Linked DNA regions of Homo sapiens: region 2 is linked to region 1. The links are chromatin loops, found by intact Hi-C in ENCODE. Cell type or tissue: PC-9. All regions are shown on one strand. Each heading gives the region's core, and the rest is flanking DNA. Links, peaks and the distances in the headings are about the cores only.

The links. A loop is a pair of places that touch in the nucleus more often than their neighbours do. Peaks named below come from ENCODE experiments on the same cell type or tissue, not always from the same donor. Only the 100,000 strongest peaks of a DNase experiment are listed, where the experiment ranks them.
Region 2: it touches region 1 in a loop (7-fold over the local background); 18 of 110 quality-filtered maps call a loop at or near these places.

What each region holds. Positions count from the first base shown.
Region 1 is chrX:118,802,812-118,814,623 of GRCh38, reverse strand. It overlaps a transcript of IL13RA1 not described here. Among named protein-coding and RNA genes, the nearest start is that of ZCCHC12, 15 kb to the left of the region's middle. In PC-9, for the core only: CTCF peaks have their summits at 6,841 and 7,042 (motif pointing right); DNase peaks (open chromatin) are centred at 7,043 and 10,313.
Region 2 is chrX:118,454,558-118,467,022 of GRCh38, reverse strand. No RefSeq gene overlaps it. Among named protein-coding and RNA genes, the nearest start is that of DOCK11, 35 kb to the left of the region's middle. In PC-9, for the core only: CTCF peaks have their summits at 7,127 and 7,326 (motif pointing left); a DNase peak (open chromatin) is centred at 7,332.

The DNA.
Region 1 (11,812 bases), core at 3,813-11,812:
ACTGAATATATTTAAAAACCATTGAATTGTACACTTTCAAAGGATGAATTTTAAAGATGTACACTATATCACAATAAAGATTTTTTTAGAAAAAGAATATTTACGGTGTGGATCCATTTATATAAAGTTCAAACAAAGGTGAGCCTAAACTATATTGCTTAGACTTGCATACAGAGATGATCAAAAACTAAAAGAAAGCATGGAACTATTCCTATAAAAGTCAGGCTAGTGGTTCCGCCTGGGGGTGAGAGAAGAGCTTTGATTAAAAAGAGAACCACAGAGGGCTTCTGTGGCATCCTAGTGTTTGATTTCTGATCTTTCTTGGTGGTTACATGGGTATTTCTTTTCTAACGATTTGTTAAAAATCTACATACATGTTTTATGCACATTTCTGTATATCTGTTCTATTTTCAATAAACTGTTAACATTAAACTCATTCACCTGAGTGTATGTGGACTACACTGAATTGTTAAAATATTGGACTGAGCCAGGCTATTGATTCCAGATATTTCAAGAAAAGGGTTCCTAAATTAAGTGTCCGTAAGATTAAAAGAGGGAATAGGAGTGGAGAGAGTGTTGGATAGAGTAAAAAGATTTGACTTTCCTAAAAGACGTGCTTCTTTGGTTCCTGTGCAAAGCACTAAAGATAGGGAAATAGTGGTAAAGCATGCAGGCTCTACAGCAAAACCAAATAGGTTCTGCATCTACCACTTAAGTTTTAGTTTCACAATCCTTCTGGGCCTCAGTTTCCATATCTGTAAGTGGAGATTATAATATCATCTAGCTAAAATGTTACTGTGCATATTAAAGAAGATTATCCTTGTAATACCTTGTGAATATTTTTTTTAGATAAGGGAACTCACTGTTGCCCAGGCTGAAGTGCAGTGGCCATTCACTGTACTCATCATAGCTCACTGTGGCCTCCAACTCCTGGCTTCAAGCAATCCTCCCACCTCAGCTTCCCGAGTAGCTGGGACTATAGGTGCCTACCACCACACCCAGCTGAGTATGTTTTTTGACATGTAAGTGCTTTATAATTGGCATCTGTTATTATTTCTTTCTAAAGCTCGTTATGAGATACATTAATTCTGAGTCCCTGTTGTATGTCTGTTATTGTCCTATTTTCCATTTATTCTAGATACCATACATGAAAATAATACAATTGCATTTTTTTTGAGACAAGGTCTCACTCTGTTGCCCAGACAGGAGTGCAGTGGCGTGATCTCAGCTCACTACAACCTCCGTCTGCCAGGCTCAACTAATTATCCTGCCTCAGTCTCCCGACTACCTGGGATAACAGGCGTGCACCACTACCGCCTGGCTAATTTTTGTATTTTTAGTAGAGTTGGGGTTTCACCATGTTGGCCAGGCTGGTCTTAAACTCCTGACCTCAAATGATCCACCCCGCTTGGCCTCCCAAAGTGCTGGGATTACAGGCATGGTATGTGTAATTGAAACTGACACTCGGAGAGGTTAAGTAAGAAGCCTGGAGTCACACAGCTTTAAGAGGTGGCGTAATGTTTTGAAAACAGATCCGTCTAATTCCAAAGCCTTTGCACTTTCCACGTTTTCTTGGAGTTGAATATAACCATCATTCAGTGGGAAATTCAAATGATGTTTAACCAAATACTGTTTTATTAAGCTATTTATATGACTTAATAGGAGAAAACATGTCCAAAAGCCTGAGAGCTTTGTGTACTGGGAAAGTTTATATAGTGCCAATGTAACATTTCAGAGCAGACGTAAATCTCTTGCGTTCTCTAAATAACACCTGGTAAAGAGATGTTCTTAGAAGTTGCTTAAGTTGCAATGATCTGGCGGGTTTTAAAGTCTGGCCAAACCTAAGGAATATAGCAGTAGGATTTCCAGGTCACAGGAAGTGTATTACCAGCAGGAGAGCACACGCCACCAAATCTGAGGGAGTGCAGAGTCAAACTCCTAATGGGGAACCTGGCATCCAAAACTGTTATTTTGTTAATTCCTCTAATTCTGCCCCAGTTATCTGAACACAGGAGAGTGCCCTCCCAAAGCACCACCATAGAGGGGCCCAGCAAAAAGTCCAACCAATTCTGCATAGCTGCAACACCTCAGAAAATGTAGGCCAGCCTGCTGGTCTGGATTGACTGAAATGACTGAGACCCAAGTAGCCCTTTGGGAAATCATGGTAAAATCATGGTGCTGGGTGCTTCAGAAATCCTTGCTGACTGATCAGCTGGACTGCTGTGGCAGAGACAAGATCTAGAGCAAGTGGGGGAGGAGGGTGGGGTCCAGAGGCAGAAGTCAGGCTGGAAAGCCCTGGGGGCCCACTGGCAAGAGGGAGACTGGCAAGAGGTAGATCAGGATGGTGGCCGTTCCGAATGTGTGTGTGGTGAAGGGAGCATTAAACTACAACCTGGGGCCTGGGTTCTATCGCTCTTGAGTTAATTAATTAATCTCTGGATATATCAGTTCCCCCACCCATAAAATGAAAATAATAATAGGACCTATCTCATTGTATTGTCATGAGGAACAGATGAAATCATGGACATGAAAGCACTGTGAAAACTCTCATGGTATATAGAAATATGAAGCTAAGTGTTCACTTGTTTTGTTTCCTTGTGTAGCCCCAGCACCTGGACAGTGTCTGTCATATAGCAAGTACTCAATAAACATTCATTGAATGAATAATATTGCACTAGAGTTCGAGTACTGACTGTTTAGAATACTAGGTGATCATCACAAGCAAAACTATGAGATGGGTGAAAGTAAGTTCTCGGCTGGGTGCGGTGGCTCATGCCTGTAATCCCAACACTTTGGGAGGCCAAGGTGCCAGGATTGTTTGAGTCCAGGAGATCAAGACCAGCCTGGGAAACATATGGAGATCCCATTTCTACAAATAATAAAAAATTAGCCAGGCATGGTGATGTGGACCTGTGGTCCCAGCTACTCGAGAGGCTGAGGTGGGAGGATCATTTGAGCCCAGGAAGTGGAGGCTGCAGTGAGCCGAGATCATATCACTGCATTCCAGCCTCGGCGACAGAGCAAGACCCCATCTCAAAAAAAAAAAGAAAAAAAAGCAAGTTCTTGCATCCTTCCATTTGGAGCCCTGTCCCCTGTCCCTTGACAGTGCCCTGGAGGTATTAAATATCCAGCATCCTCAGCCACCTCATTTTTCTTCACTCAGCCCACCTTGGTATCAGTGATGAAAAGAATGATAGCTGCCATTTGTTGGAGGCATATTATGTTCTAAGTGCTAAGCTTCACATGCACATTCTCAGCTTGATCTTCAAATCCACCCCCACATTTAATGGCTATTTTTCTTGGGAAAAAAAATACATGCTGATGACTCTAAAGCTCAGTTTTCTCATCTAGGTTGCAAGGCAAATCCTGTTACAGAAACTGACATGATTCCTGTTGGAGTTTCTGTTCCCAGGACTCATCTGGGCTCAACTCAGGCCCAGGCTTGAAATTGTGTGGCAAGGGACCCAACTGCCATAGCCATGCCATCAGACATAGCTATGATTGATGGGGGACAAGGGTCTCAATCTGCGTGAAGGCACCAAGGCTCTGCTATCCTCTTTCACAACTACATGGCTAGGAAACAGCAGCTGTCATTCAAGCCCAGGCAATCTCTCTTCAATACTTTGTGACACTTAAGGAAGCAGATGGAACAACTTGACAAATGGAACAGCTTGTCCAAAGCTGCTCACCTGGGCTCACAAATCCTTCCCCTCAGCCAAGAGATTTTTCATAAAGGAATGCTAATCTCTTTGGCACACTGCCCTTTGCACCCCTACAACCTTAAATGCTGGGTCCACTTAGCAGGTTCAGAACGTTCTGGCAGGCTCTCTCATACCATCCCACCCTCCCTGATTCTTATGTCATAGCCCTATCAGAGTTAGAAATAATACAATTACTTGTAGAATAATTTGATTACCTTTGGACTCCACCAAGTGCCCCTGAATTCCATGAGAGCCAGGTAGAATTGACTTTCTTCTCCACCACTTCCACAGTGCCCAGCTCTGGGCATAGTACAAAGCAAGTGCTCAATCAATATTTATCAAAGAATAAATGAATGAGTGAAGAGTAAGCAAATAAGTGAGATGGAAATGTAGAACAGAATAAATGTGGTAATTGCTCTCAAACCTTTGAAGAGCTTTGCTATGGAAGAGAGAGGATTTTTACTATCTTTTTTTTTTTTTTTGGTGAGAAAGAGTCTCGCTCAGTCGCCCAGGCTGGAGTGCAGTGGTGCCACCTTGGCTCACTGCAACCTCCACCTACAGGGTTCAAGCGATTCTCCTGCCTCAGCCTCCCGAGTAGCTGGGACTATGGGTGTGCACCACCAGACCGAGCTAATTTTTGTATTTTTAGTAGAGATGGGGTTTAGCTATGTTGGCCAGGCTGGTCTCAAACTCCTGGCCTCAAGTGATCCACCCACCCCAGCCTCCCAAAGTACTGGGATTACAGGCGTGAGCCACCATGCCCAGCCCAGGATTTTTATTAACTTTTTATTTAGAAATAATTTAAAAATTACAGAAGAGTTGTAAAAGTAGAACAAATAATTCCCATACACCATCTATGCAGATCCCACCAATTTTAAATATTTTGGCAATTTGTTTTTATCACTCTCTCTCATTACTTACATATTAATGTTCTTTTTTTTTAGGAACTATTTGCAGGCAGGTCACATGCATCATGCCATTTTACTCCCTAATGCTTCAATGCATATTTCCCAGGGACACAGCCATTCTTATAGAAGACCATTACCAAAATTAGGACACTTGATAGTTGATGCAATATTGTAATCTATGTCCTTACTCAATTTTGCCAATTTTGAGTGAGGACTTTTTTTGTTCTGTTTGGTTCTCCAGGGCATAAGGAAGATTAATGGGAAGATACATGATAAAAATGACTTTTTACTCTGGAATTTGAAGATAGATCCAGAAAATTAGAACTATCAATAAATAAAATGGCCTTTCTCCATAAATAGGGCACTCCCTGTTGCTGCAGGGATTTAGGCAGAGACTAGACGATTACCTGTTAGGAACGAGGGAGGGGATATCTCTTATGAATATGAACTACAGAATAAGCTTTTGTGTGTACTTCTGCAGGCCAGGTGAATTATATGCTATGTACTGGGCTTGATTCTCTTTTTTTCACTTATCATTTCTCATGTCGGGGCTGGTCCTTGCGTAGCTGAAGTAACCAACCATGGCATGGGGTTGAAGCAACCTCAACGTTCCATCAACCTGGAAATATTTTCCCCTGACACCTTCTACAAACAGGTCAGCCCTGGAATAATAATATTAACATGTATTATGCACTTACAATGAGCAGGGCAATGGTGTGCTTTGTAAGTGTCAACTCATTAAGTCTCCAAAAGCCGTAAGATGTAGCTATTACTATACTATAATCCCTATTTTACCAATGAGGCATCTGAAGCTCAGGTGGGTTTTGGTATCTTGATTTGGTTCAGGTCTGATGTGTTAAAAGATTTCAGAAATTATGATCAAGTTGTTCAAATAAGTGTATATGGAGATTTTTAAAAAGCAGTTCGGCTGGGCACAGCAGCTCACGCCTGTAATCCTAGCAATTTTGGAGGCTGAGGCAGGCAGATCACTTGACCCCAGGAGTTCAAGACCAGTCTGGACAACATGGCAAAATCCTGTATCTACTAAAAATACAAAAAAAAAAATTAGTTGGTGTGGTGGTGTACACCTGTAGTCCCAGCTCCTCAGGAGGTTGAGGTGTGAGGATTGCTTGAGCCCAGGAATTGAAGGCTGCAGTGAGGTGTGATCACATTACTGCACCACAGCCTGAGCAACAGAGCAAGACCCTGTCTCAAAAAATAAAAAATCGGTTCAATTATTTAAATGAAAAATAAAAATGAAAAGAAATAAACCAAAAGATAGTATTTCAAGACTTCAAGAACATTAGTATTTCTTTGTCTGTTTATACCTATTCCTATTTTCATTAGGGCAGTCTAATTTGGAGGAGTTTTAGGGGGGGTTCTTTATTTCTACATTTCCTGATTTTCTAGTTGTTGTAATTGTTATTTTTTAGACATGTTTTCACTGTAGTTGACATGCTAATTCAGAATGAAAGATCTTCCTAGAGACTGTCCTATGTAAAGCAATTGAATCTCCCTGCTGTATTACCACTGTAGAAGACAGAGGAACAAGGAGGATGGCCCCTTCTTTCCCAGTCTTATAGGTTTCATAGTTTTCAGAACAGTTAATTTCTGGCTAATTCCTACCAATCCTTAAAATTTCAGCTTAAATGTCACATCCTCAGAAAAGTTTTTGCTACCCTGCAAGACTAGGTCAGAATCCCCTGTTACCTGTTCTCACAGCCTCATCGACCTTTTCTTCATCTCACCTCACTACATCTCACTGCATCATTGACCTTTCCTTCATAGCAATTATCACATTTAAAATGATTGTTTTGTCTTTACAGTTAGACTGTAATACAGGTTTCTGAGGGGACCCATCTATTTTTGCTCCCAAATGTATCCTAGTACCTGACACACTGTGGCCACTCAATAAATGTTTGTTGAATGAAAAATGAGTAAATGAAAATCCAGTTCCACTTAGGAAAAAGATGCTAGCAAAAGAAAACATAGAAGAGTAAATTGTGCCCCTGGAGGCAAAAATTCAGTATTCTAGTATCAAAGGTCAGAACCAGGCAGTGATGAAGTCAAAATGAGGGGATTTGGGAGATCCGGCAGAGGGTGGTTCAGGCAAGAACTTTGGTCAGTTGCTAGAGCACAGTAGCAGCAGCAGCATGGAGTATCTCAATCCAGTGCTAGGATGCTGTAGCTGACTGAAAGTATTCTGCTTTCAGGGGTTCAGTCCTTCTGGAAATATGCTACAGAACATGTGCACCCATGGTTTCCTTCATTGGGGACAGAGAAGTAGAACTAGGCAGAAAAGAATTTAAGGAAGAACTATAAAAGGCTTTTGAGAGGAAGGGTCTTGCTGGTTCCAAAATAATGTCCTCTCTCATTAAGTGGCTTTCACAAAGCTGCCATTACAATTTCTACATGCAGCCCCCAGATGGCAGCAGTGTGTTACTCTTGGGCTGCCAAGTTCGTGATGAAGTCTCTGCTTTGACATCTAACCTACCATGCCATGACTGCCCCCAGAGCTAGCTTAGATTTGGGTTGTCCTCACACTGTGCTGAGAGGGCTTGCAATGTGTCTTATTTTGGGAATGACCTCATTGGTCTTTCCCTGGCAGCTGGCTCCCATAACCCTGACTCTTGAAGCTGCCCTCCTCTCATTGCCATCCGTGAGTGTCCCCAACCCTGTAGGAAATCATAACCTAATGGTTCCTCTAGCATACTACAGTGAACATGTCCAAAATGAAATTCGTATTTCTCATCTACTCCCCATTCCCCACCCAAGCCTGTGCTTCTCTATAACATTTTGAGCATCTCCCTCCCATTCATGGAGTCCTGGTGAGTCAACCTCTAAACTACTTCAGATCTGTGTCCTCCTCTCCTGTTTGCCAGGCATGGAGCGGATCCTCTCCACCTCTTGCCTAATCCCTAGGTCATCTGCTTATCTCTGTCATCTTTCTCTCACAATCCATCCTTCCACTCTACTCAAACTCCTTCTGAGGACAGGGATGCCCCCTTTTGTTAATCTCTTCAGATTCTACTCTTGCTTTAATGTGCAGACCAACTAGCACTGCCCTCAAAAAACTTTTCTGGGTATCCTCCCAGCCCCGACACCCCCATCATTTTTTCCACTGCCTGTATACAGCACTTTACTTGGACCTCCTTTCATAACTCTAATTGCTAATATTCTGTCTTGTTGATAATCCATTATTTATATACATAAATATGTCACTCTAGCCCTTAGCCAAGGTGGCAACCATGTGGCACAAGTACATCAACACCCCCCCACCAGTACCCAACAAGAGACATCACTGATAGATCTTAGCCATCTTCCCACTGAGCCCAAACCCAATCTCAAAATCCTTCGGGAAACAGTATTCCAGAAGAACTGATCCACAAAATGAAACAAATTTGCCATTCCTGCACTGGACTATCAGCAATAATAGGACAGAAAGTATGCACTGCACCTGTAGTCCCAGCTACTTGGCAGGCAAGAGGATCACCTGAGCCCAGGAGTTTGAGACTAGCCTGGGCAAAATAGTGAGACACCATCTCAATTTTTTAAAAAAGAAAAGAAAGCATGCTCTATTCTTTGAATCTACTACAGCATCTCGTACACGATCTATATTCGTCAAAAGCCTTCTTGAATGAATTAATAAAAGCACAAAGTGGAATAGCATAGACACTGATCATAGGAATGCTGCTCCCAGACTCCATGTTTCAATACTGCTGCTATGAATATGGGTGTGCAAATATCCCAAGACCCTGCTTTTAATGCTTTTGCATAAATACCCAGAAGTGGGATTGCTGAGTCATATGGTAGATCTATTTCTTTTTCTTTTTTCTTTTTTTTTTCTTTTTTTCTTTTTTTTTTTTGAGACGGAGTTTCACTCTTGTTGCCCAGGCTGGAGTGCAATGGCACGATCTCAGCTCACCGCAACCTCTGCCTCCCAGGTTCAAGCAATTCTCCTGCCTCAGCCTCCCGAGTAGCTGGGATTACAGGTGCCCACCACTACGCCCGGCTAATTTTTGTATTTTTAGTAGAGACGGGGTTTCTCCATGTTGGTCAGGCTGGTCTGGAACTCCCAACCTCAGTTGATCTGCCCACCTCGGCCTCCCAACGTGCTGGGACTACAGGCGTAAGCCACCGCACCCAGCCTAGGTAGATCTATTTCTAACTTTTTGAAGAACTACCATTCTGTTTTCCATGGCTGTTGCACCATTTCACAATCCCACAAATAGCACACAAGGATTCTCATTTCCCCACATCCACACCAACACTTTCTATTTTATGGGTTTTTTTTTATAGTGGCCATTCTAATGAGCGTGAGGTGATATTCATTCACTTTTATTGCTAAGTAGTATTCCATGATGTGACTGTACCAAAAATTGTTCAACCATTCACCCACCCATTGAAGGATATCTGAGTTTTTCTAGTTTTTGTAAATTATGAATAAAACCATTATAAACATTTATGTAAAGTTTGTTGTGTGAACATATGTTTTTATTTTTCTGGGATAGAGGCCCAACAGTACAATTGCTGGACCATGTGATAGTTGCATGTTTCGTTTTTAAACAAACTGCCACTCTTTCTCAGAGTAGCTGTACCATTTTATGTACCCACAAGAAATATATGAGTGATATGATTTCTTTGCATCCTTACTATTATTGAGGTGTTGTCATTATTTTTATTTTAGCCATTCTGAGAGGTCTGTAGTAATGTTACCAAAACAGCAGGAGTTCCATCTAGGTCCTGTTTTCTCACTGCACAGAAAGGCAAACACTGAGACAATGAGTATTGCCAAGGAAGAAGGCTTTAATCAGGTGCAGCAGCCAAGGAGACAAGAGATCAGTCTCAATTCCATCTCCCTGACCAACTAAAATTAGGTGTTTGTATAGCAGGGAAGAAGTGAAACCATGTGTGGGAAAACAGGAATTAGGGAGGGATAAGGAAGAGGAGTTGGTCAACAGGAAGCAGTTGGTTTGTCAGCCAATCAAGAAGGGTGAGGGATCTGGCTTCTCACTGTCCGGATGTGGTGATTTGGTGATTTTCAGATCCCGGATACTTTCTGGGAGGCCTGATGGTTTGTTTCCTGAGAAAGGAATTCAGATAAGACAAATGTAACTTTCTCAAGTTTTAAGACTGGAAGGATCAATTTCTATGTTTATTCAAAGAGATCAGAAACATCAGCTCTGTGGGACAATTGGGTTGGTTTCATAGTCACATGGTCTGTATATTTCCCAGTGGTATTCAAGCCAGCAACTTATAGAAAACTGCATGATCAAGTGTAAACTCAGCAGATTTACAAAGCACACACTTGACCACAGATAATTTTTCTCAACCTAACATTCAGACCCATAAGCCTATTTTTCCACCTTGCTTTAAAATTTTCAGTGCATTGTAAAATATCAGAAAAGGATTGCCCCATATTGGTCTTAATTAATCCATGCTGAAGTACTCTCTTTTAGTATCACATTTCCAATTTGTTTATATTGGTCCTTATCATGTGGGAAAAAATTACACAACACAGATATGCTCTGTACTACCATTTGCAAAAACATTCCGTAGACATATTAGAAGTTGGCATTTGTGTGTGTGTGTGTGTGTGTGTGTGTGTGTGTGTGTGTGTATGCATGGCTGTGTTTTTTTTCTGTTTTAAGGAAGACTATGTCTTGGTTGTGTGAGAACTTCTAAGCTTCAAGGCCAAACTTCAGTTTTCACTTCCTTCACAGATGTCTGACTACGCTTATAAAGAATTTCCAGAATTTGTTGGGCACTGTGGCTGACGCCTGTAATCCCAGCACTTTGGGAGGCTGATGCAAGTGGATCACTTGAGGTCAGGAGTTCGAGACCAGCCTGGCTAACGCGGTGAAACCCCGTCTCTACTAAAAATACAAAAATTAGCCAGGCGTGGTGGCGGGCGCCTGTAATCCCAGCTACTTGAGAGGTTGAGGCAGGAGAATCACTTGAACCCAGGAGGCAGAGGTTGCAGCGAGCCGAGATCGCACCATTGCACTCCAGCCTGGGCAACAAGAGCAAAACTCTGTCAAAAAAAAAAAAAGAAAGAAAGAAAGAAAGAAAAAAGAAAAAAAAGAGAGAGAGGAAGGAAGGAAGGAAGGAAGGAAGGAAGGAAGGAAGGAAGGAAGGAAGGAAGGAAGGAAGGAAGGAAAAGAGAAAACAAGAAGAATTTCCAGAATCCAATGGGATGCTAAACAAATTTTTAGTCAAAGCAATCTGGAAGGGAAAAAGAGCTACTTTGTGGCAGCAGGGCTGTATTCATTCCTAAATGCCAATGTAGTACGATTTTAAAGGCCAAACAATCATTTGTTCCCAAATTCTCACCCCTGTATATTACAAAGCATCATTATTTAAAAAATCACCGTGAGCCTTATTGGATCCTGATTCAAGCAAATTGTAGGAAAAAAAGACTTATGAGACAATTGGGGAAATGTAAACACTGACTAGATAATTGAGAATATTAAGCAATTATTGTTTAGTTTTAAAGTGTGATAATGGTATTGCAGTTTTTTAAAACAAAAAGGGTCCTTAGTTTGTAGAGATATATACTAAAGTATTTACAGATGAAATGATGTGATGTCTGGGACTTGCTTAAAAATAATTCGTCATGTAGGAAGTAGGAAATGGGTGGCAGTATAAATGAAATAAGATTGACCATTTTGATAATTGTTGAAGCTAGTTGATGGGTATATGACCATTCACTGTAACAGTCTCCTTACTTCTATATATGTTTGAACTTTCCCATAATATTTTTTTAATCCACCATAAAAGTGGTAGCATGGTTTGGGGAGGCTCCTTGTAATATGAATTTTATCCAGAAATGGTAACCCACAAACTTCTTAGCCCTCCTTGGCTACATTAGCAAAGATGAATTGATCAAACATCTTATGAGGCAGAGGCCACAAGGAACAGGAAATGAGGCAGGACAAGTCTGAAAAGAGGAAGTTAAGAAAGGCTTGGAACATGGACTCTTGCCAGAGTGGACAAGCTATTGCCAACCACTGAACGAAAGGGTTTGAAGTGTAGCAGCTGGAGAGAGGATGCTAAAAGAAAGTAGTAGCCTCCTTAGGGGGAAGGTGTCTTGTATATGCATGTTGGTGGGGGATAGTGGGGTGGAGCTTGAATGTTCAAGGCTGTAAAACAAACTCACCCTTTGATTAGAGCTATCTTTGTCTCCCTTTGGAAACATCATGA
Region 2 (12,465 bases), core at 2,550-10,549, 350 kb after region 1:
AAGTGTTATTTATTTATTTATTTATTTATTTTTGAGACAGAGTCTCACCCTGTCACCCAGGCTGGAGTGCAGTTGCACAATCTCGGCTCACTGCAACCTCCGCCTCCCGGGTTCAAGCAAGTCTCCTGCCTCAGCCTCCTGAGTAGCTGGGATTATAGTCATATGTCACCATGCCCAGCTATTTTTTGTGTTTTTAGTAGAGACGGGGTTTCGTCATGTTGGCCAGGCTGGTTTTGAACTGCTGACCTCAGGTGATCCGCCCACCTTGGCCTCCCAAAGTGCTGGGATTACAGGCATGAGCCACCTCACCTGGCCGGTGTTATTGATTTAATAGAAAACTGAAAAACTGGAAACAACTTAAACCTCTAACATTAAGAGAATGGCTGAGTAAATTATGGTACAGCTAGATATCAGGACACTGAATAGTCTTTAAACAGAATCATTAGAGAAGTATTTAAGGATATGGGAAATGCTATAATATTAAAAGTGGCAATACCAAGATAAAAATTTATTTGTGTCAGCCAGGCGCCGTGGCTTACACCTGTAACCCCAGCACTTTCAGAGGCCGAGGTGGGAGGATTGCTTGAGGCCAAGAGTTCAAGACCAGCCTGGGCAACGTGGCGAAACCCAGTCTCCACTAAAAATACAAAAATAAGCTGGGTGTGGTCACAAGTGCCTGTGGTCCCAGCTACTCAGGAGACTGAGGTAAGAGGATTGCTTGAGCCCAGGAGGTCGAGGCTGCAGTGAGCCCTGATGATGCCACTGCCCTCCAACCTGGGTGACAGAGTGAGAACTTGTCCCCACCAAAAAAAAAATTATATATGTGGTACAATCGCTATTATGCTAAAAAAAAAAAAGAGCAGAAAAAAAAGCTGGAAGAAAATATGCCAAAAGGCGATTTGGGGCATCAGCTTATTTTTTTTCCTGCCTTTTTATACTTTTCAATTTGTTATACAATGAATAAAAATTACTCTTGTAGTCAGAAAAAGAAGCCTCTTCTCTAATCCTATTGGATGACCTATACTCCACTGGCCAATGTTTCTATTGTGCAAACAGGCTGGGTGATTTCTGTAGGGGTGGGGATTCCAGAAGCATAAAGTTTTAGAGTGATCACCCAAGTTAGGCCACAGGGGCAGAATAGCAAAAGGGTTTTTAGAGAAATACTGAAATCTCCTTGGGGCAATCTCATTCTCATTGATTCCATTTTGGTTTTCACTTGCAAAAGAGCCCCTCGATTCCCTTCTGACATCACCTTTGGAAATCTTTCCCGTATAAGGCGGCAACATCTAGCCAGGCTGATTTAAATATTATAATATGGTTAACAGCTTCAGCCAATGATAAAAGGTCTGTTTCTCAAACAGAGATACGTAAGCCTGGGGAAGAGAACAGGCTGGGAAAGGGGGGTCGTATGTAAAACAACAAGGTGCATCTTCCTGGGTTTCCATTTTACTAGACAATGAGTAATTTTGTTATTATTATTATTATTATTATTATTTTTTGAGACAGAGTCTCGCTCTGTTCCCCAGGCTGGAGTGCAGTGGTGTGATCTCGGCTCACTGCAAACTTCACCTCCTGGGTTTAAGTGATTCTCCCACCTCAGCCTCATGAGTAGCTGGGATTACAGGCGCGTGCCACCACACCCAGCTAATTTTTGTATTTTTAGTAGAGATGGGGTTTCACTATGCTGGCCAGGCTGGTCTCAAACTCGTGACCTTAAGTGATACACCCATCTTGGCCTCCCAAAGTGCTAGGGTTATAGGCATGAGCCACCTTGCCTGGACGACAATGAGCAATTTTAAATGGTATTTTTATATTAAAATGCATTTGGATATGTTATGGAGCAGGAAGCAAACTTTGCATGGATTTTTGGAATATTACCTGTGAGTTCAACAAAATTGTGTGCTTACCACATTCATACATTTGTGCTTTGGGATACTTCAGTGGAAAGATGTGGGAAGTGCAGAAGGGCATCCCTTTGCTTCTTTGTTAGGTAGGTGTTTGATTCCTCCCAGTATCTGAACGATTGGGTTCTTCATAGAATATCTCTTTCCAACTGCTCAGGGAGCCCCAGGTGGGTTAACTGAGAATAAGATCCGTTTTATTTAACAACTCAAGATTTATTCAACATGACTAAGTAAATGGGCAGTAATAATTTCTTTTTTCCTCTCAAAGCTCATGTAATCCGTTTTTCTCCTTTGCCTACTTGGTTTGTGTCCTGGAGTTTTTGTGCAAGACTGGATGATGTATTTCTATTCAACTTTATTTGATGATGCCAGAAATCAAGTGTCATCAGGGAGATCTTTCTTATCAAGGCTTTCCAGATACAGTCTACGATTTTAGAGTCACATGTGTAGGTTCCTCTTCCCGAAGCTCTTAAACCAGCTTTTGTCGTTTTGTAATATTTTGTTCCAAACTCTAGCGTGACCTCTGTTCTCCAAGGTGATTGCAGGACATTTCCTTTTCCTTGTTTTTTTTTTTTTTTTTAGGCTGGAGTGCAGTGGCACGATCTCAGTTCACTACAACCTCTGCCTCCCAGGTTCAAACGATTCTCCTGACTGCAGTACATTTTTGACAAAACTGTGAAATGCTCTGAGATTCTCGAAAGAGAGATGAATCAGGTAACACTCTAACAGAAACAGGGATCCATTTATTCATCCATGATTTCAACAACATTTATTGAGTGCCTACTACATACTAGGCACCGTCCTAGATGTGGCGGATTCAATGATGAGCCAAACCTGACACTATCCCAGCCCTCAAGGAGCTCATATCCAGTACAAGAGATAGGTCTTAAATAAGTTAGTCACAAATGCACGAATAATTATAATCAGAATAACATAAACAGGACTTCACAGCCACCTCAACTCTACTCTGGTGTATGGACAAGAGTGTCTAGAATATTGGATTATTATTCTCATTTCTTCCTTCTCCCTAGAGAATTATCCATCTGCACCCTCTGTTATGCAACTTTGTAGTACATCCCACCCAGTAGAGTTGGTGGAGTATATTTCCCCATTCCGGGAATTTGGGGCTTGGCCAGGTGTCCTATTTTGACCAATGGGCCAAAGTGATAGTGTATCAGTTCTGAGCAGAGGCTTTAAGAGGCGTCTTGTATTCCTGCTATCCGCTAAAAGACAAGCATGCCACAGGTAACTACTTCCTTTTTGGCCTGGGTCCTGAAATGAGAGATACATGGAGCAGACCTGAACCTGAGCCTAAGAAGCCAGCCTGGCCAGGCACAGTGGCTCATGCCTGTAATCCCAGCACTTTGGGAGGCCAAGGCAGGTGGATTGCTTGAGCCCAGAAGTTTGAGATCAGCCTGGGCAACATGGTGAAATCTTGTCTCTACAAAAAAACAAAAAATTAGCCAGGTGTGGTGGTGTGCGCCTTTAGTCCCAGCTACTCAGGAAGCTGAGGTGGGAGCATCACTTGGGAGGCCGAGGCTGCAGTGAGCTGAGATGGCACCACTGCACTTCAGCCTGGGCCAGAGTGAGATCGGGTCTCAAAAAATAAAATTGAAGAGAAGAAAAGAAGAGGGCCGGACGCGGTGGCTCACCTCTGTAATCCCAGCACTTTGGGAGGCCGAGGCGGGTGGATCACCTGAGGGCAGGAGTCCAAGACCAGCCTGCCCAACATGGCGAAACCCCTTCTCTAGTAAAAATACACAAGATTAGCTGGGCGTGGTGGAGGGCGCCTGTAATCCCAGCTACTCGGGAGGCTGAGGCAGGAGAATCGCTTGAACCCGGGAGGCGGAGGTTGCAGTAAGGCAAGTTCGCACCACTGCACTCCAGCCTGGGCAACAGAGGGAGACTCCGTCTCAAAAAACAAACAAACAAAACAAACAAACAAACAACAGTACGAAGAACCCCATATACTCTCTTTGCTCAGATTCGGCTATTATTACCATTATGGCTCATTTAGGCATGCTCTCTCTCTGTGTATCCATCTATTTGAGAGTAAGTTTCATGATTTATGACCCCTAAAGACTTCAGTCGTCCAGGCTGGCATGCAGTGGTGCGAACATGGCTCACTGCAGCTTCGACCTCCTGAACTCAGGCGATCCTCCTGCCGGTATATTTTGAAGACTAGGAATATTATGTTTACATGACCACAGTACAGTTAACTTCAATTTAATATGGATATAATTTTTTCTTATCTACTGTCCATATTTCCATTTTGTCAACTGATCCAATAATGTCCTTTATAGCATCATCTCCCCCCTCCAAGATTCAATCTAGGATCTGGTATGCATTATTTGTCATGTTGCTTTAATCTCCTTTAATCTGGACACATTTCTACAGTCTTTGTCTTTTTCTTTTTTTGAAATGGGGTCTTGCTCTATTGCCCAGGCTGGAGTGCAGCGGTGCAATCATGGCTCACTGCAGCTTCGACCTCCCAGGCTCAACTGATCCTCCTGCCTCAACATTGTGAGTAGCTGGGACCACAGGTTCGCACCATCATGCCTGGCTAATTTTTATGTTATTTGTAGAAGTCTCGCTGTGTTGCCCAGGGTGGTCTCAAACTCCTGGGCTCAAGTAATCCTCCCACCTTGGCCTTCCAAAGTGCTGGGAGTACAGCTATGAGCCATCATGCCCGGCCTTTGTCTTTTTTAAAACTTATTTTTATTTTTAATTTTGTTATTATTATTTTTGTAGAGTAGGGACCCCGCCATGTTGTCCAGCCTGCTCCTGAACTCCTGGCCTCAAGTGATCCTCTTGCTTCAGCCTCCCAAAGTGCTAGAATTACAGGCATAAGTCACTCCACCAGGACAGTTTTGTCTTTTATAACATCACTGTTTTTTAAGAATGTAGGCCAGGCACAGTGGCTCACGCCTGTAATCCCAGCACTTTGGGAGGCCGAGGTGGGCAGATCACCTGAGGTCAGGAGTTCGAGATCAGCCTGGTCAACATGACAAAGCCCCATCTCTACCAAAAATACAAAAATTAGCCGGGCGTGGTGGCGGGTGCCTGTAATCCCAGCTACTCAGGAGGCTGAGGCAGGAGAATCACTTGAACCCAGGAGGCACAGGTTGCAAGATGGCACCATTGCACTTCAGCCTAGGTGACAGAGTGAGACTTCATCTCGAAAAAAAAAAAAGAGAGAGAGAGAGAATATAGTCCTTTTTTAAAAAATTGTGTTTCTTATTTGGAGTTTCTTTGGTGTTTTCTCATGATTATATTCAGGTGATGCATTCTCAGCTGGAATACTACGCAAGTGTTGCTGGGTCTTTCTCAGGGTGTCAAACCAGAGGCACATGTTATCCATCTGTCCCACTGGTGATATTAGTTTTGATCACTTGGTCAAGGTGATGTCCAATTTCTTTACTGTATAGTTATTCTTTTTGCTATGTAATTAACAAGCAGTCAGTGAGGTAATACTTTTTTTTTTTTTTTGAGACAGAGTTTCGCTCGTGTTGCCCAGGCTGGAGTGCAATGGCGTGATCTCGGCTCACTGCAACCCCCGCCTACCCGGTTCAAGTGATTCTCCTGCCTCAGCCTCCTGAGTAGCTGGGACTACAGGCACCTGCCACCACGCCTGGCTAATTTTTGTATTTTTTAGTAGAGACAGGGTTTCACCATGTTGACCAGGCTGGCCTTGAACTCCTGACCTCAGTTGATCCACCTGCCTCGGCCTCCCAAAGTGCTGGGATTACAGGCGTGAGCCACCACGCCTGGCCAGTGGGGTAATACTTTAAGACCATGCAAATAGCCTACTCCTCATCTAAATCCATTGATGACTCTTGTCTGAACCAATATTTACTATGATGGTTGCAAAATACTGATTTTCCACCTCTAGTACTTCTTCCACATTCACAATTGAATTCTACTGTAAAGTTCTCTCCCTTCTTCATTTTATTTAGCGATTTATTTATCTATTATTGGTATGAACTTATATCTTTACTAATTTTTTAACATGTCCTAATTCATTACTGTATTTAATTATTTTGAATCTCAATTTTCCCAGATTTGGCCCATGGTCCCTTCAAGGTGGTACCTGTCCTTGTGACATACCACCATCATTTATTTTGAGCACTTCCTTAATTTCTGGCATAAAAATATGCTCCAGGCTCACCTTGTGCTTACCTTGCCCAGCCCTGGAATCAGCCATTCTCTAACAAGCTCTGGTACACTAAAATCTTTTGACTCCAGCTTGCAGCGTTATCGCAACACAGTAGGTCAGCCCTGAAAACACCAAGGCTACGTTTGTGGGATCTTAATGAAAAGCTGTGTCTTTCCGGTAGAGGATATTTTCTGGGAAGTAATGGGAAACAAAATTGGTCAGAAAGTTGGCCAGAGAGCTAGAATTTTCTGTGGCAAGCAAATTGGAATCAGGGAAGGTTCCTGATCACAATTCTTGACTGGAAATTCCAGTACAAAGAATGGGAAGGGGGTGTGCTTGAAGATTGATTTAGTAGAGATTGTATTTATTAGCTGGGGACATACAGTCTGGAGGAGGCAAGTATATACAGTTGTCCCTCGGTATCCAAAGGGGATTGTTTCCAGGACCCTCATGGGCACCAAAATTCATGGATGCTCATGTCTCGTATATAAAATGGTGTAGTATTTGTATAACCTACGTACATCTTCCTGTATATATGTATGTGTGTATATACACAGTCTCATTCTATCACCCAAGCTGGAGTGCAGTGGAATGATCTCAGCTCACTGCAACCTCCACCTTCCGGGTTCAAGTGATTCTCCTCCCTCAGCCTTCTGAGTAGCTGGGATCACAGGCGCGTACCACCGAGCCCGACTAATTTTTGTATTTTTAGTAGAGACAGTGTTTCAACAAGTTGGCCAGGCTGGTCTCGAAGTCCTGGCTTCAAGTGATCTGCCCACCTCGGCCTCCCAAAGTGCTGGGATTACAGGCGTGAGCCACCGTTTCCAGCCTTCCTGTATACTTTAAATCATCACTAGCTTACTTATAATACCTAATACAATGTAAATGCTGTGTAGATATACTCTATTGTTAAACATTTGTATTACTTTTTATTGTTGTATTGTCATTTTTTATTTCATTTTATTTTAGAATATTTTTGATCTGAGGTTGGTTTAATCCATGGATGCAGAATCCAAGGATACGGATGGTCAACTGTGCTTGATTTCCTTATATTAATTTAAAAGAAAATTATGTAAAACACCTCTCTCATGATTCCTTTGTATAACATAGGAGCATAACAGCTAAGACAAACGAAACCAACTGAAATCCCAGTTTCATTCTTGTCCATGTAATATCGATTTCTTCTGCCAACATTATTTTTTGGTTTTTTGCCGGCAAAGAATACAAATAGCTGGTTTGAGCCTCATCTCCTTTCCCTGGCCACCCTCTAGTGGAGGTGAAATGAAATTATACAATGGCCTACAAACGGCAAGCCTAGAGGGAAAAAGAAACAGCTATAGGTAAATTAGGTGGTGAGATCACCACAGTTAGAGCTGGAGGGATTGAAATATCTTTGTGTCCAATCCCTTATTTTGCAGATGGGGAAACTGAGGCACAGGGAGAGGGAAGCTATTTGCCCAAAGTCATAAAGCTAATGGAAGAGCCAGAACACACTCTACTCCCTGATGTGCAGCATCATTTTAAAGAAATTTTTAAAAACTTTTCTATTAAAAAGCCCATTTTAATTCATAATTGACTTAATTTTTGTAATATTTTGTCACCTTATATATATTTTATATATAAACATATTTACATATATATTATATATATATATATTTCAGAACTTCACTTTCAGGAATGGGGATGGACATTTAGTAGTTATTTCAAAATACCATACACATCACTCCATTCCCAATTATTTTCAAAATTGTTGAAAGAAAAAGTGATCAACAAAAAACTGTCATCCAAAGAAATGGAAGTTGAGGGGGATGGACTCGATCCAAGTGATGGTTCTGTGACTTCAAATGAATTTTTATGCAGTTCTGAACGTGGGACAAGGTTATAAGAGATAATTGCTTAATGCAGTGGTCCCCAACCTTTTTGGCACCAGGCACCAGTTTCATGGAAGACAATTTTTCCACGGATGGTAGGGTGGGGTGGGGTGGGAAATGATTTTGGGATGAAACTGTTCCACCTCAGATCATCAAGCATTAGATTCTCACAAGGAGCTTGCAACCTAGGTCCCTCTCATAATGCGCAGTTCACAATAGGGTTCATGCCCCTATGAGAACCTAATGCCACTGTTGATCTGACAGGAGGTGGCACTCAGGCGGTAAAATGCTCACCAGCCTGCTGCTCACCTCCTGCTGTGCAGTCCGGTTCCTAATGGGCCACGGACATTACCAGTCCATGGCCCAGCAGCTGGGGAGCCCCAGCTTAAGGTCTACAATACACAGACCCTCTAGGTGTAAATTCAGAAGTAACTATCCTAAGTAGTGTACACCAGTTTAAATAAAAGACCTGAAATGTCTTTTTACCTGCTGATGGAGCTGGGAGGATTTTGGTACCTTTTTAATGAATAATGATGACCTTCCAAATGATGTACTGCATTGTTGTTAGCATATCCGATGGCTATCTTTTCTTGTTGATTTGCAATTTGGTTTAGCAATATAAGCTGTCGTATTGCTTTATGAGGTTTGTATTTAATAACAGCACTAGTAGTTTCCAGTTGTGCCCCACTCAATCCTTTTCATGCTCAAGACTTTATCCTCAAACTAATCCTGGGAAGGAATTGTCCTCCTACTGCTACCACTCTGGTCCAAGCCACTATCATTTCTTGCCTGGATTACTGCCACATTTTCCTAGCTGCTTGCTCAGCCTCTGGTTTTACCCGTTCTTGACACCCTCTGCCCACCCCACTCTTCACATTGAGAGCAGCCCATTGCTCTCAGAACAATGCATGAAGGCTGAGCGCGGTGGCTCACGCCTGTAATAATCCCTGCACTTTGGGAGGCCGAGGCGGGCAGATCACCTGAGATCAGGAGTTCGAGACCAGCCTGGCCAACGTGGTGAAACCCTGTCTCTACTAAAAATACAAAAATTAGCCGGGTGTGGTGGCAGGAGTCTGTAATCCCAGCTACTCGGGAAGCTGAGGCAGGAGAATCGCTTGAACCCGGGAGGCGGAGGTTGCAGTGAGCCGAGATTGTGCCACTGCACTTCAGCCTAGGTGACAGAACGAGACTCCTTCTCAAAAAAAATAAAAAGAGAGAGAGAGAACAATGCGTGAAAGCTCAAAAGGACCCAGACCCAGCTTACCTTATGCCAGTCTTCCTCATCCTTCATGTTCTACCCCAGTGGTCTTCAACATTTGTTATACATAATTCCTGACATGTTTTAAAATTGACATTTAAACTTTTACATCATAAGTTAAAATACTGGAGAGAATGCAATTTTGGCATTTTGTAAATATTTTAGAAGAAATCTTACATTACTTTTGGAATCTTACTGCCCTAGCAGTTTTCTTTTTAAAAATAACAACTTTATTAAGATACGTTTATCATACCATAGGGCTCATACCATATCAATTTGACAACATCATTCCTCTAAAAAACATAAAGACAAGCTCCTTAACAGTTGAAGGCTATACATCATTCCCTTTTCTGTTTGAACTTATAAATCCATTCCTCTTCCTCCACATATTTTTATCCTAATGATATCTTTTGTATTCTGAAAGTATTTATATAGGTCATCCTGTCGTACTTCCTTGCAGCAAATAATCAGATACACATTAAACTTGAAATAATTTTTAATTTTCTGTCAACACAATGCTCTAAAATGTTAACACTTTTCTTCTGAATTAAAATAGCTTCACAAATTATTTATTTACAATTTATATTACTAGACAATCAACATAAACGTAACTTTTCTTTTTTTTTTTTTTTGGAGACGGAGTCTCGCTCTGTTGCCCAGGCTGGAGTGCAGGGGTGGGATCTCAGTTCACCGCAACCTCTGCCTCGCAGATTCAAGCGATTCTCCTGCTTTAGCCTCCCGAGGAGCTGGGATTACAGGCACATATCACCACGCTTGACTAATTTTTGTATTCTTAGTAGAGACAGGGTTTCGCCATGTTGGCCAGACTGGTCTCGAACTGCTGACCTCAAGTGATCCGCCTGCCTCGGCCTCCCAAAGTGCTGGGATTACAGGCATGAGCCACTGCACCTGGCCACAACAATTTTAATCAATAATTATTAAGCATGAGAAGTACATTTTTATTGGAAACACAGCTCTAAAATGTATGGGGCCATTTTTAGTTCATGTTTCTGTGGATTACTCTTACTGCTGGGAGACAGGGTTCAACATCAACTTTGTTCCTATTTTTCTTTTCTTTTATAGATATAAGCATTGAGGAACCTCATTCACAAATTTAAATAGACGAGAATGGAATTTTTTTATAGCAATGCCACCCATTTCTTTGAACCCTTTCCAAGTTACATATAAAAAAGTATTCTATGATCAAAGTTATTTTTAATGATTAGCTGGCAATTATGTCCTCCTTCAATGTTACTGAAAGCAATAAATTAGAAACCACTTGACTGGCAAAAAGATATGCTACCCCATTATCAGAGTATCACTAATTTTCTCAGCACCAACACCAATATGTTGGATTGTCCTATTTATATCTCTGGAGGTTTTCACACCCTGTGGCCATGCTCCATACTAACTTTTGGGATGGGCAAGAAGTATGGTTTTTTTTTGAAGGTAGAGACTGGCAATCATGAAAGGGGAGGTGGGAAAGAAGATTCTGCAGGTTGCCACTTCTTCAGGCAGATGGATTTTGGGAATCTGAGTACATACGAAAGTGAATGATCTGGAAATTGATTACTTTAAAACTATCTATGCCTACATATGCCTTGGAAAATCTTCAAGTACCCTCAGGGGTATGTATACTTAACTACAGCTGCTTCAACCCAGGAGTTCTTGAATTTTAGTGCTTATCAGACTTGCTTGGTGTGTTTCTAAATATGCAAATTCCACACCAGGCTCCCAGAGATTCTGATTCTGGAGGTCTGGGGTGGGGCCCAGGCCTTTTTTTTTTTTTTTTTTTTTTGAGATGTAGTCTCGCTCTGTCGCCCACACTGGAGTGCAGTGGTGCCACCTCAGCTCACTGCAACTTCCACTCCAAGGGTTCAAGCGATTCTCCTGCCTCAGCCTCCTGAGTAGCAGGGACTACAGGGGCGTGCCACCACGCCCAGCTAACTTTTTGTATTTTTAGTAAAGACGGGTTTTTTTTTCTTTTTTTTTTTTTTTGAGATGGAGTCTTGCTCTGTCACCCAGGCTGGAGTGCAGTGGCGCAATCTCGGTTCACTGCAAAGTCCGCCTCCCGGGTTCACGCCATTCTGCTGCCTCAGCCTCCCAAGTAGCTGGGACTACAGGTGCCCGCCACCACGCCCGGCTAATTTTTTGTATTTTTAGTAGAGACGGGGTTTCACCGTGTTAGCCAGGATGGTCTCGATCTCCTGACCTCATGATCCGCCCGCCTCGGCCTCCCAAAGTGCTGGGATTACAGGCGTGATCCACTGCGCCTGGCCATAAAGACGGGGTTTCACCTTGTTAGCCAGGATGGTCTTGATCTCCTGACCTCATGGTCCGCCTGTCTCAGCCTCCCAAAATGCTGGGATTACAGGCGTGAGCCACCACGTCTGGCCAAGACATTACATTTTAAGCACAACTTCATGCAGGTCGTCTGTGCTGAAGAAATCCTGGGCTAGAGTATGTATAAGATGCAGAAGGCAGTTTGCCTGTGGGCTGCAGTGCATTCCCCGTGGTCTTTTTTCTTAGCTCAGGCTCTAGGGCAAGCCTCTGAATGAGGAGGCTAAGTTGCCTACTTGGTTCTGTGTGGCCACATAGGCCCCAGGGAATGAACACAATAATAGCTCTTCCTGATTGTTGATTACTGGCCAAATCCATCCGTAAACAATGCCTCCCCTAACACTTCTCCTTCCTCACTTGACACATGGCAGGTTCTCTGAGATTGCTCATGTGCTCTGATTAGTCCACAGGCCAAAGGAGGGATGTGTGTCTTTTTCAAGAATGTTTTCAGGTAATGGTGAGAGGTGATCATTAAAATTTGCAAGCCATTTGTTAAACACAGTCGTAATTTAAATCAATATTACAATGAAGTTATAATAAAGATACAGGTAATAATTACTAAAAACTCATCACTTCCTGATTATTTTACTATGTTGTACTACCATTTATGATCTTGAGATTTATTGTATCTTTATGGTACAAATACTATGTAACAGTGCTACAGTGCACCATGTTAGGTGATGTCACATTGTTAGCTTAAAATTGGCCACCGTGGGAGTATTTACACCATGGAAATTAGCAAATATTACAAATTTATTTTTGGTTTTTTTTGGAGGGTGGACTGTGAAACATTTACTAGTACACCACTGGCTGTAGGCCTTGGGCAATTCGTGACCCTACTTGTCTGTCTCTTGGCCTTTACCTGAATGAGTTAGCTGCTTAAACTTCTATTCCTAGCTCAGGGATTCTTAAAGTTGTTGAAAACAGGTTCCTGCA